Linked DNA regions of Homo sapiens: region 2 is linked to region 1. Evidence: chromatin contacts called from ENCODE Hi-C or POLR2A ChIA-PET data. All regions are on one chromosome and are shown on one strand. Each heading gives the region's core, a stretch centred on a gene start or an enhancer-like site at or near the end of the contact. The rest is flanking DNA. Distances are from core to core; before and after follow the strand shown.

Region 1 (6,325 bases), core at 989-3,488:
TCCAATCCATGAGCATGGAATGTTTTTCCATTTGTTTGTGTCCTCTCTGATTTCCTTAAGCAGTGGTTTGTAGTTCTCCTTGAAGAGGTCCTTCACATCTCTTGTAAGTTGTATTCCTAGGTATTTTATTCTCTTTGTCGCCATTGTGAATCAGAGTTCACTCATGTGTTGGCTCTCTTATTTGTCTACTATTGGGGTATAGGAATGCTTGTGATTTTTGCACATTGATTTTGTATCCTGAGACTTTGCTGAAGTTGCTTATCAGGTAACATCTCATGCCAGTTAGAATGATAATCATTAAAAAGTCAGGAAACAACAGATGCTGGAGAGGATGTGGAGAAATAGGAACGCTTTTACGCTGTTGGTGGGAGTGTAAATTGGTTCAACCATCGTGGAAGACAGTGTGGCAATTCCTCAAGGATCTAGAACCAGAAATACCATTTGACCCAGCAATCTCATTACTGGGTATATACCCAAAGAATTATAAATCATTCTACTGTAAAGACACATGCACACGTATGTTTATTGAAGCACTATTCACAATAGCAAAGACTTGGAATCAACCCAAATGGCCATTGGTGATAGACTGGATTAAGAAAATGTGGCACATATACACCATGGAATACTATGCAGCCATAAAAAAGGATGAGTTCATGTCCTTTGTAGGGACATGGATGAAGCTGGAAACCATCATTCTCAGCAAACTAACACAGGAACAGAAAACTAAACACCGCATGTTCTCATTCATAAGTGGGAGTTGAACAATGAGAACACATGGACTCAGGGAGGGGAACATCACACACTGGGGCCTGTTGGGGAGTGGGGGGCTAGTGGGGTAGGGATAGCATTAGGAGAAATGCCTAATGTAGATGACGGGTTGATGAGTGCAGCAAACCACCATGGCATGTGTATACCTATGTAACAAACCTGCCCGTTCTGCACATGTATCCCAAAACTTAAAGTATAATAAAAAAATAAATAAAGCAATTGCCATCTTGTTCTGTTAGGTTTTGAAGGAAGGTGTGAATTGAAAATATTTACCCAACTCACTTTTTATTTATGTATAGAGAAAAACACCAGATCTTCTCAAACATGGCAGCACTCTATAAACCCTCCTTAGGAATATGACTTGAAAATGAAGGAAGTCCATCAAGAACTAAATAAAAATAAAAATTCAGGGATAGATAAGTTACAGTGAATATCAAATTCATTTAAAGATAGAATTAAGACAACATCTGGAAAAATAAAGTTGCAGAGCAATTGCAAATGTTCTCATTGCTAGGAAGCCGAAAGTAACAGAACTAATGGAAATTGAGAGGCAGGGTTACCCCCTAAAGGTAGGTGGAGGTGTATGATGCTAATTAACCTCATCTTTCAGAGCTATGAGACTTTCTAAACCCGAACATGTAGTGAGCTCCTTACACCTCTCTTAATCTTTTTACGTAATGCTTATAGGCCTTTTAAAAAGCACGTCTTTTAGGGAAGAAAGCAATAGAGATTCCCTTCAGTTTATTTTTCTTAAATTCCAGTAACATGAAAAATTTGAAATTATATGAAGCAGACGTAGTGTGATACCGTAATTAGAAAATTACTTCTGTCTACCCTTTCTGCGTCTTCGTTTCTTCAGCTGTGAGACGGGTATTTCTCCCAGTGTTGCTGTGAGGATTACACGTATTTACCTGCAAAGTGCTTAGGACAGTGCCTGGCTCACGGTCAGTGCTCACGTTTGGGCAGCTGCACTTGGGCGCTGCTGGCACAGGAGGTAAGTTAGTTTGGCCTATTGCAGCGTCCCAGCATCTGTCGCGTTTCTCATGTGTGATTGGGCTCTGGCGGCCCATCCTGGCGGAGACTTCGGCTAGCAGGCCCCGCTGCAGACCCCAGGCCGGCTCGGGTCTACCTGCGCCAGCGCTGTACCTGGGCGACCTTGGCTTTGCCCCCACCGGTGACCCGGCCCGCAGGACGTGTGGGTGCCGCTCAGCTCCCCCCGCCTCGGCCGCCGACCCCCAGCTCCCCGGCGGGGCCTCCTCCTGCCACGTGACGCCCCCGCCAGGGGCCCCAGCGCCCTCCTCGCGGCCGCGCCGTTCCGGCTCCCGAGCCCCGCCTGCGCGCGGCCTCCTCGGCGCAGCCATCCTCTTGGCTGCCGCGGGCGGCAAAGCCCACGGCATCTGCCATTTGTCATTCAGCCCGTCGGTACCGCCCCGAGCCTTGATTTAGACACGGCTGGGGCGTGCTCTGGCCTCACTCTCCGGGCGGGTGCTGGACGGACGGACGGACGGGGCAGCCGTGCTCACAGCTCAGCAGCGCGGGGCCTTGGCGCGCGGGGCGCTTCCCCGGGTCGCCGTCATGGCCGCGGAGGTGGCACGCCCGAGCGGCCTCGCCTGAGCTCCGGGGGTCGTCGCCCCGCAGGGTAGGTGTTTGGGTGCTCGCGGCTGCGGCGGGCGGGCTGGGGGCAGCGGTGGCCGTGCATTGCCGCGCTGCGAGGACGGCGCTGGGTTCGCGGCCGCGAGGAGGGTGTGCCTTTGCCGCGCCGCCTACGTGCGGGTCCGGGCTCCGCGGGGCCGGGTGCGGGACCCCGCAGATCGTCACCCGCAACCCAGGCAGCCCCACCGCGAGTGCCGCCGGACCCCCTGGACGCCGCTGCCAGAGGCGTTCGCGCCTATCTGGTATGAGGTCCACAGACCCGATTCTTACAACCTGGCGCTCTAACCTCGCCAACGGGCCAGGAAAAAAACAGAACAAGGAAAAGAAGAAAAAGTCTGTTCCAAGTAATAATGGGACTAGACAGTAACTGTTTGCACTTTCGTCTCTTATGGAAAATATGATTATTTTGATGCTTTAGTATTACAGACTGTATCAGACATACTCTTAAAAGTATTTAAAAACGTGGGGTCCTAAAAATTTCCTAGATCGGGACAGCTGATAATGCGACTTCTGTTAGTCTCCGCATCCAACTTTCAGGGCGGAATGGGGATTTCTACCTTTTACTGAATATACTCCTGTAATTTTGAATATTTTTTCTCATCAAATGTGTTACTTTCATGTTTTAGGAAACCAATAAAAATCAAAAATAGAAACACCCAGCTTAGGTCCTCCTTCTTCCAGGAATCCTCCTCTAACCCCTCCCTCCCAGGCAGGATCGGAGGCCCCTCCCGGGTGCTTTCTGGGGCCTCACTGAGGTCCTGGTCCCCTAAGTCCTCCCCCGCAGCCCCTCCGCGTATTAACCCACCGGTCTCGCTGGGCTCAGAGATTGCTTACTTAGCACATGGTAAGTGATTAATACTGTTTAATGACCGAGGGAAAAGATAAAATGTTCTCTGATGTTTCACGCTTTTCGCTCTGAAGTTAAATAGTGGTAAATTTATATGCGCTTAGATAAGAACATTTAACAGTTAAGGATCTGGAAAAGTTGACGACGTCCGATGTCCGTGTTTCCTGATCCAGCAGTTGCACGCCTGGGTATTCATCCTTAAGAACAATGTTTTTCAGAATTTGAAGTCCATTTTAGTGGGTCGTAAAGTCATTTAAATGGATGATCAGAATTTGTAAAACACAGACGGAGAATAGAACATCAGTGTCTCTCAGGTCATAGGGGTGTTCGCTTTATGAATCTCTCTCCCCCTCCTCAGTTTCATACATACACAAATGTGTGTCATGATGTAAAACGTCATTCCTTAGTATGAGTCATGGACAAAAAAGTTTGAAAGCCACTGCCCTAGATAAATTTTAATACATGTCCACAAGCAGACGTGTACAAGAAGGTTGACTGTAATGGCAGAAAACTGGATGCCGCCTTCATGCCTACCTGAAGGAGAAAGATAAATTATACACCACTCATAAAAAGGGCACACTGTACAGTGGCCAATGAAGTATTTTTGTGTTTCAACACAAATGCCTTTCAGTGTTGAACCAAAAAAAAAAAAAGTTGCCGGAGAATGCTGTGTGATATCTTCTATGTAAAATTCAGAACCTGGTGGAGCAAAGCTGTTGTTTAGGGATGCATGTATAGGCATTAAAAGTAGTAAAGAAAAAAAGTCAAGCTAATGGTCATCTCCTAGTGGGGAGGAGAGGGTCAGGGGCTCAGAGATGCTGGAAATGCTTTATCGCCTGACCTGTGCAATGGTTACATGGGTGTTTGCTTTGTAACTCTTTGTTAAATGATACACACTGGGTTTGAATGTTACATTTCCCCCCAAATATGTTAAAATATGGGTGTTGCAAACTGAAGAAGCCTGAGTCTAGGGCTCTCCGTCTGTTATTCTTATTTCCTGGCTTCTTTTTAGAAAAAAAAAATCTTGCTCAGGGAGGAGTACCTAGGGAATTTATCAGTAATGTTTTATTTCATAAATTCCATGGTGGACATACCAGTATTCATTAAATTATTCTTTATGTATTCTTATAACTTAATTTATAATATTTCAAAAAGCATTTAGGAGAAAACATCATTTGGTGTGTTTGCTTTCCCAAAAGTCACATTTACATGTTTTGTACACAACTGGAATATTTTATATAGTAATTTTAGCTAAAATCAAATTTTGTTATGAAAAACGAAATACTAAAAAGTATATAAAAATCACAGAACTTTACAGACTTTCAGCGTTTTAAAATGCTAACATATTGTATTTACCTCAATAATTTCTGTTCCTCAGTTCTTTCAGGCCACATTTTTAGTGCTCAATAGCCTCATATGACTTTAATATTTTATTATATTTTATTATGTTATATATTTTACATTATACATTATAGAACAGAATATTTCCATCATTGCAGAAATTTATATTGGAAAACATTCTGGATACAAATATTTGTTATATACTTGCAGATATTAAACTGTAGACATTAATCCTTATGCTTTTTGTCTTAAGATACTCTACTATTAATGAAATGTATTCTGAATATTTTTCTAAGAATTTTTAAGTTTATGTTTTGTCCACATTTTGTTCTTTAATTTACCTGAGACATGTATATATTGAGATGTATATATTTTATGTTATGAGATCAAGCTTAATTAATTTTCAGATTCCCACATGAAAAGGTAATTGTCCCAATATCAGTGATTAGCAGTGCCACTTCTGTCACATACAGTACCCAGATATGTTTGGGCTTATTTCCAGGCTGTTAATCCTGGTTTATTTGTCATTTGAAAATACTGCAGATTTTCATTTACTGCTGCTTTCTATGTAGTATATTGTTCAGTTCTAAGAATTTAAGATTTTTTCATTGTGATATTTTTTCTTCCCCTAAGAGATTTGTAGAAAGTAGTCTAGTTCCAATGTGGAAGGTTTTGTGAGTTATCCTTTTGTTACTGATTTCTAATTTGCACTGTAGTTAGCATACGTGTCAAGGCCAACAATTCTTTGAAATTCGAGAATTGCTTTATGGTTTTAACTGCTCCTTGTATCATCAAGAATAATTTGTACTCACAGACTTTTGAGGCAATGTATGTAGGTGTGTGTATATATATAATATATACACATACACTTTATATATAGATTATATATAATCTCTCTGTAGAGTTTATATAAAAATTAAATATATTTATATAAATGTATATATATATATGAATAAAATCTCCTGTCTCTAAGGTTTATGTTTCATTAATTCAGGAAAGTTTTGTCTTTTATCTCTTTATTTTCACACATTTTTGTCCTATTCTTTAGGAGCTATGATTAGACTTCTGTTAGACTTCCTCACTCTATCACCCACATCTTTTAAGGTAGATTTAATGTATTTAATATATTTTTTATCCATGTTGAATTCTACATATGTTTTTTAGTTCTATAATTTATGTACAACAAAAAAAAGTGTGTAGCTTGGTGAAATTTACATATGTGTATACCTTTGTGATTACTACCCAGATAAACATATAAAACATTTTCATTCCTTCTGCCCCTTCCTATCAATGGAGCCACTCGCTTCCCCCAGTCAACTACTGTCCCGATTTCTATGACCATGTATTATTTTCAAATGTTTTTAAACTTCATATAAACGGAGTCATACAGTTTATTCTTTTGTTCACATTGTATTCATCCATGTTGCATGTATAAGAATTTTTGTTTGTTTTTTATTTTTGCTTTGTATCAAGGGTTGGCAAACTATGGCCTGTGGGCCAATTCCAACCCACTGCATGTTTCTGTTTATAAAATTTTATTGGGCTGTGTTCCATGGCTCCTGTCTATAATTCCAGCCAGTCAAGAGGCTGAGGCAGGAGAATCTCTTGAGCTCAGGAGTTCGAGCTTACAGTGAACTACGATCATGCCACTGCACTGCAGCCTGGGTGACAGTGAGATGACCCCATCTTAAAAAAAAAAAAAATTACTGGAACATA
Region 2 (6,325 bases), core at 2,455-4,954, 260 kb after region 1:
ACCGCCATCCCTGGTCTTTCAAATGGCCACCTTTGGCCTGGCGTCCAGGCATATTATTACATAGCAACTAGAGAGCATAAAGCCTGCTTCTCACGCTGAAGCTAGAAATGTTGCATTCTAAAACATATAATTCTATGGATATGCAGTGTATGAAGAAGATATGTATGCTTACATTAAAGAAAAAAACACATAAACATCAGTAAATATTCTGGGTAACCCATTTGCATTCCAGGAAAATGAACTATTTTCTAGTGTTTTCTCTCTCACTCCATCTATTACAAAAGCCCAACACATCATATTTCTATAACTCTTTCCCCTGCGTTCTCACTAATTCTAGAGAGTTCTTATATATTAGCTGACAATCCCCAGGTCTTAGGAGGATGGAGAAGGCAGTTAAGAATAATCAGCTTTCAGCCAGGAACGGTGGCTCATGCCTGTAATCCTAGCACTTTGGCGGGGGCCGAGGTGGGTGGATCACCTGAGGTCAGGAGTTTGAGACCAGCCTGGCCAACATGGCAAAACCCCATCTCCGAAAAATACAAAAATTAGCTGGTCATGGTGGTGGGCACCTGTAACCCCAGCTATTTGGGAGGCTGAGGCAGGAAAATCGCCTGAACCCAGGAGGCTGAAGTTGCAGTGAGCCAAGATCGTGCCATTGCACTCCAGCCTGGGCGACAAGAGCGAAACTCCATCTCAGAAAAAAAAAAATAATAATAATCAGTTTTCACAGACATGTAAAGCCATGGGGATCTTAACATTGATTCTTCCTTCTTCTGGAACAAATGTAAATGCCTGGTAGAACTTTGGAATGGGGCTTGGGAGCTCCGGAGCAGGATCTCAATTGTGTTCCCCTTGAGTGTGTATAGTATTAAATCCTGTGCTCTATATGTCCATGCAACTGCAAAGTCCATTCCTCACTTTCAGGGGCCAAGAAGGTGCGTAAAATTAACATGTGGTCATGTCATCTATTAATCCTGAGTCAACATTTCCCAAAGCGTGTTCTGCAGAACTCTATTTCCTCCAGACCTTCTGTTCAAAAATGCACTTTGATACAGCAGCGAAGGGCCAGATAAGGAGTCTAGGGCACTTTGAAGAGCAGGAAAGCTACACTGGTAGACAACATGCAGCTGCAGTAGCACGAGATTTCTGACGTTCCCCGATTCCTACTCCTGGGCTCATTATCTGCAAATCCTGGAACTGCTCTAGACAACATCGTTTCAACTAAACTAAAGCCATTACCCCAAACCAGGTTCTGACACATCCAAAGGGAGCAGGTGATAACACTAAGAAGACATTTGTGATAACACTAAGAACATGTTTGCTCAGGGGCTCCAGGGCCTCAAGCAAGGACACTGATAGGAGACAGGGTGGGAGGATGCGCCCTGGGCAGCCAGCTTTGTAGTAAGTGCATGAAAGTCTTCCTTAAGTGTTTGCTAATTGCATGTGCCACAGAATAGCAACGCTTAGTCTCTTGAAGAACCTGGATTTTTTTTTCCTTTCTGATAATAGAAATTGTGTATTCCTTTTTAAATCCTGGTTGCTAGAAAGATCAGAGTAAAACTGGATATTTGACACAGATTTCATATGACAATTCGTGGATGGAATCTCTGTTTCCTCCTTCTCTAAAACCTGACTTGACTTATATTTTATGTACAATATATAAGCTCTTTACTGCACATTTTGTCAAACTTTTTTTGGATAGAATCAGAATAGAAACAAACAGGAAAATGAGTGAATGAATGAATAAATGGTCAAAAGAATGACAACGAACAGCTTTGGGTTAAAAAGGAGACATACACAGAAGGCTTCCCTCCCTTCCTTTAGATTCCTCACTGACCCCATTCTTCCTGTATCTTCCAGAAGCAAGTAACAACAGCTCACTTAAAGGTTAGTAATTTCAATGAAAAAAGTTAACCGGGCAAAGAGTCTTTTTTTTTTTTTTAAACTGGGTGTTCTATTATGTAAAAAGAGTGTTGTTATTTAAATACAGTTTCAATTTGTTCGGCCTCTTGTCAAAAAGGAGAGAACTCTTATCAACGGCAGGAAGCCAAAGAACACCCACAGTGACAGGTGGGACACTGCTGGGATTTTGCAGGTGCTTTAGAAGGACCTTGACCACTGCAGCCTCCTACGGATTGTAAAAGCCCATTCATGCTTGACTGGGCTCTGAGGGGTGGCGGGACTCTGTAGACCTCCTCCAACAGTTGTCTTGGCCTCCATTCCTGGGAACAGGCCCAGAGATTCACGGCTGTTCTGCCCTAAACTTAAGGATGAAGGTGGCAACTGCAAGAGCAAGTGCCGCTGGCCTAGGGATCGGGCCACATTCTCGCAAACCAAATGCACTGCCAATTCAGCATTCAATCACGGTGGCTGTCTTCCTAACCGGCCCTTTGCTCATAAGAAACAAAACTTTTACTGGTTTGCTGCTTCTTTAAAATTGCCCAAAACACAAAATGGCTGCCAGGAGTCCTGGATTCTAGTCCTTGAATTCCTACAACTTGTTGAGTGACCCTGGGCAGTCATTTTGAGTTCCTGGGCCTCTAATCCATTATCTGTAAAATAAGGGACACAATTCAAGGATCACTAAGGACAATTCATCCAGCTCAAATGCTGAGTGATCCTGTGTCATTAATCGAGGCTGTCTGTAATCTCTGCTCGGGCACCTTTTAAAACGTTCGTTCTTGCACTAAAAAATCATCCGATAGCCTGAAACATACCAGGTTTCTTATTCTGCCTTTCCATTATGGATCCCGGAGGATTCTTTAGTTTTAGTTTTGAGTTTTGCTTAAATTCTAACTTAGTCTCAGCTAAAAATTCCCCCTTTCTTCCTTGTAAACTAAAAATTCCCCCTCTTTCTTCCTTGTAAACTCTGGAGCTTTGAAGCAGCAGCCTTGGCTTCCTGCCAAGAATCAAAACCAACAGCTTTGTTCTTTTGCTCTACCTCCTATAAACAGGCTCTGATAGGAAAATGCCGTTGGCTATTTGTTTGGTCTTTCGCTGAGAGCGTATTTAACACACAATGCGGATACCTCTGTACAGGGCCAATGAGAACAAACTGCAGGCGACCGAGCACGGAAAGTATGTTGCTGGGGCACAACATTCCAACCACCGCTCTCACAGCAGTACAAGTATCTCATTCTTCACCTTTTAAAATATTTGCCTCTTGTTTATATAGTGCCTGCATGTTTGCAGAGCACATTCACTGGACACTTTTTCATGGGCTCAGAGGGGGTTTGCATTGCAATGAATCTGAGAGGTCATTCTAGTCCAACACACCGCACAAAGCAGGGGCTGTCTCAGAATATTCCTGAGATGTGCTCACCTGCTTAAAATCATTCAGAGGGAAGATGCTCACTTTAAGGCGCAACCCACTTCAGTATCGATCACCCTCATTTTGAGGAAGGTATTCCAGAGAAGGAGTCAAATCGCACTCCCTGTAACTTCTGCGCATCAATCTAACCCAAGCTCTCTGTAGCTCCGGACTAAAGTCAGTTGTTTGTGAGCAGAAAACGGCAGCAGTCGGCTCCAGGTCATCACTGAGAGCCTGCTGTTATTGCAGCCTGCTCGAATCTGATCCCAAGTATCCCACCAGCTGCTCTTTGACTTTGAAGCTTACACCAATCTATGCACAGAAATCTATGCACCACAGCTACAGCACAACCAAGATACTGCCAGGGAAGACGCTAGTGGGGCACAGGTCGCTGAATGTCGTAGCTGAATACAGTAGCTAAGGTGTCTCCATGAAAAGTATTATCGCCAGTTGAGTAAATAAATGACTCATGGCCTCTCACTTTTATCCCAACTGGAAAAGCATAAGAGCTTTTTTTATACCAAGATCAAACAAAGCCATGATTTCTGTTTCACTCTGCATTGGGCTAATTGATGTTTTGACAGTTCAATTCTGATAACAGCAGCGCACACTCTAATTCTCTCTGGGAAGTGAAGGAAACACTGCCCTGTATTTTCCTGACTTCAGGCTTATACTCTGGTAATCTTCCAAAAACTTCCCATGGCTGCCCATCTTACTTCCAACAATCCCTGAACTCACCGCAGCCCCTTAGGCTGTCCCGCCTCCCACGTGCCTGGCTCCTAACCACTTCTTTCTGGCTCTTGGCTTCAATTTCTTGGGGCCCTGCATGGTGGCCTCTGTCCTTCCCAGGAGGCCATATCCCCAGACAACTGCTAGACTCACTCCATCCTGTCCCACAAGTCTCTGCTCAAAGGTCACCTTAGTGGAAGTCCCTTCCCTGAACTCCTGATGTAGAATGGCTATTCCCCTTCCCAACTTTATCTCTTCTTTCCCTGCAAAACCCATCGTCACCTCCTAACATGTGTAAGTATAATCTCATTGAGAACCAAAATTCTGTTTTGCTTACTGCTGTGTCCCCAACGTTGACTTGCAGGCTGTTGGCTTTGAAAAAATATGTGTATTTGTTGAATAAAAGAAAATAGCTAATCATGAGAATGGTATTGTTTCTGCCCCTTCCCAGTCCTCAATTTGGGAAAAAGCAAGTGAGGCTTGTGGCAAAACCCTGAGCGACAAGAATCTTCTGTCTTCTCCCTCCTTAATTCTTGGCTGGGCCAGTCCTAGGGAAAAAAATTCTCAACCTTCTGTCCTATGGATGATCTGAAAAAGTCTCTGTATGCACTGAAGAAGGGAGCTCACAGTCTGTAGACGACAAACACCAGCACCTAGCAGGGTGTAGTACACGACTGGGCTCCTCATAAATTAGAAATGATTTATGATGTCCTTCTGGGCATGGAGAGGTAGCTGTGGAGCTGCACTCAGGAAAAGAGGCTGGAGCATATGCCGCTGGCTTTTTTCTGCGGATACTTGGCTGGGATTTCATATTACTCTGGAAATATCTGTGAGAGTAAATCTTGTAGTCAACAAGTCACTTGTGTTTTTCTTTGGCGAGGAAAGAGAGTCCTAATTCTCAATTCTAACACCATTTAATGACTGGACAAAATAGAAGAGCAAATAGAAGACTATTAAATAAGCGTGCCATGCTATCTTCTCAGTTCTGAGTACTGAATGGCCTCACTGTAAAACTGTGACAGAAACACACAAAACCACTTGTCTTGTGTTGAAAGTGTTCTACAAGAGCCTGGCTCGGCTTTGCCCCTCTTCAATAGCAGTTGCAGAAAACAGAATGTCAGAAAATGGTCTGCTTTTAACAAGATCTTCACTAAGGCAGAGCTAAGTCATTTAAAGAAACAACCGCTTCAATGCCACCCAACAGGACATTTGCAAAAACCTTCCAAAACATCCCAAGAATGTACAGCAGAGATACAAAGCCAACATCCCCACCTAAAAACACTCAGGGGTCTGGCGATTTTTTTGTTTATCTGCTCCAGCCACTCCCCTACTAAAGAATTCTACAGTCTGTGGAACCAGCTGGACTTGGAACGGCAGCCAAGCTTTACAACCCGTCCCAGCGAACCATTTTTCCCATCACTTTCCTTCCATCTCTTTTTTGCAAGCCTGGTGTTAAAGTCAAACTTTACTTCTTGCCATTTCCTAAACATCTGCGGTTCTTCAGCTCCATTCCTTCATGTATTGTTCCTTCTTCCTAGAATTTAGACTGTTTCCCTATCCCTCTCGGGTGAAATCTACCCTAAAATGTTAAGTTCTCTTCACACAGTAGCTCTGCATGGAGATCTCACTATCCTGATGGGCTAGAACTTTGTGTTCCAAAAGCACTTTCAACCAACTTCTCTGTGCCTCAGCGTCCTCATCTGCAAAATGGAGAGATAGCAACTACTTTCCTGGTTCTTTTGGAGACTAAATAGGTTAAACCAAGTAAAATACTGAGACCAGTACCTAGGATCTAGAAAGCATTCAATACATATTAGCTATTAACTATTATTTCTGTTATAGCACTTACTAAGTTGTTCATTACTAAATTCATGTGTATGCGATTGCATAATCACATGATTCTAGTCTAAGCCTTCTGAGGGATGTCGTGTTTATCATGTCATTCCCATAATGCCCAAAATAATATATCGCACAGAGTAGATATTGGGGACCTAAGTGTCTTTTTGGGGGGAAGGAGGAAAGGCATGTCTAGCATCCTCTTCTACTTCTTTTAGAAATGGCCTTCCTGACATTTTTCCTTTGGGAAGCCACATTCCCCCTCTCTTAGTCCATGTTATTTGTAGAAGGCTAACCTCATCCCTGGGCACAAGGCTCTTGGGCTCCTGGGCTTATCCAATCAGAGCCCAGTTTCTCCCTGGCACTGGTGACTGGTTCAGAGAGGGACACATGCTCAAGTTGCAGAAATAAGATCCAGGCCCAAAAAATTTGCTGGAACAATAGGAAAGC

The links. Hi-C counts contacts between places; a loop is a spot of excess contacts on that map. ChIA-PET counts read pairs that join two places held with the same protein, here RNA polymerase II (POLR2A). Pooled maps may share reads with other maps.
Region 2: a map of PC-9 shows a loop between it and region 1 (2.7-fold over the local background). The contact joins the enhancer-like site here to the promoter of PLAGL1 in region 1. A Hi-C loop is called at or near these places in 2 of 168 maps with a recorded cell type or tissue (HepG2 and PC-9) and 2 of 50 pooled maps. POLR2A ChIA-PET finds 5 or more read pairs at or near these places in 2 of 52 experiments (BJ and Panc1).

Annotation. Positions count from the first base shown.
Region 1 is chr6:144,004,172-144,010,496 of GRCh38, reverse strand. PLAGL1 (PLAG1 like zinc finger 1) reads left to right here and starts at 2,238. Exons shown (of 8, transcript NM_001317162.2): 1 at 2,238-2,407. HYMAI (hydatidiform mole associated and imprinted) reads left to right here and starts at 2,238. Exons shown (of 1, transcript NR_002768.3): 1 at 2,238-5,581. RefSeq lists silencers at 2,002-2,051, 2,242-2,431, 2,627-2,809.
Region 2 is chr6:143,742,453-143,748,777 of GRCh38, reverse strand. The region is part of intron 2 of PHACTR2 (phosphatase and actin regulator 2); the gene reads right to left. Among named protein-coding and RNA genes, the nearest start is that of PHACTR2, 68 kb to the right of the region's middle. RefSeq lists enhancers at 727-1,396, 1,397-2,066, 2,067-2,737, 4,079-4,748. Within about 2 kb of position 3,704, at least 20 of the 41 ENCODE cell types and tissues checked have a DNase peak (open chromatin) inside an H3K27ac peak, as active enhancers do; they include PC-9 and Panc1, where a contact is called at or near this core.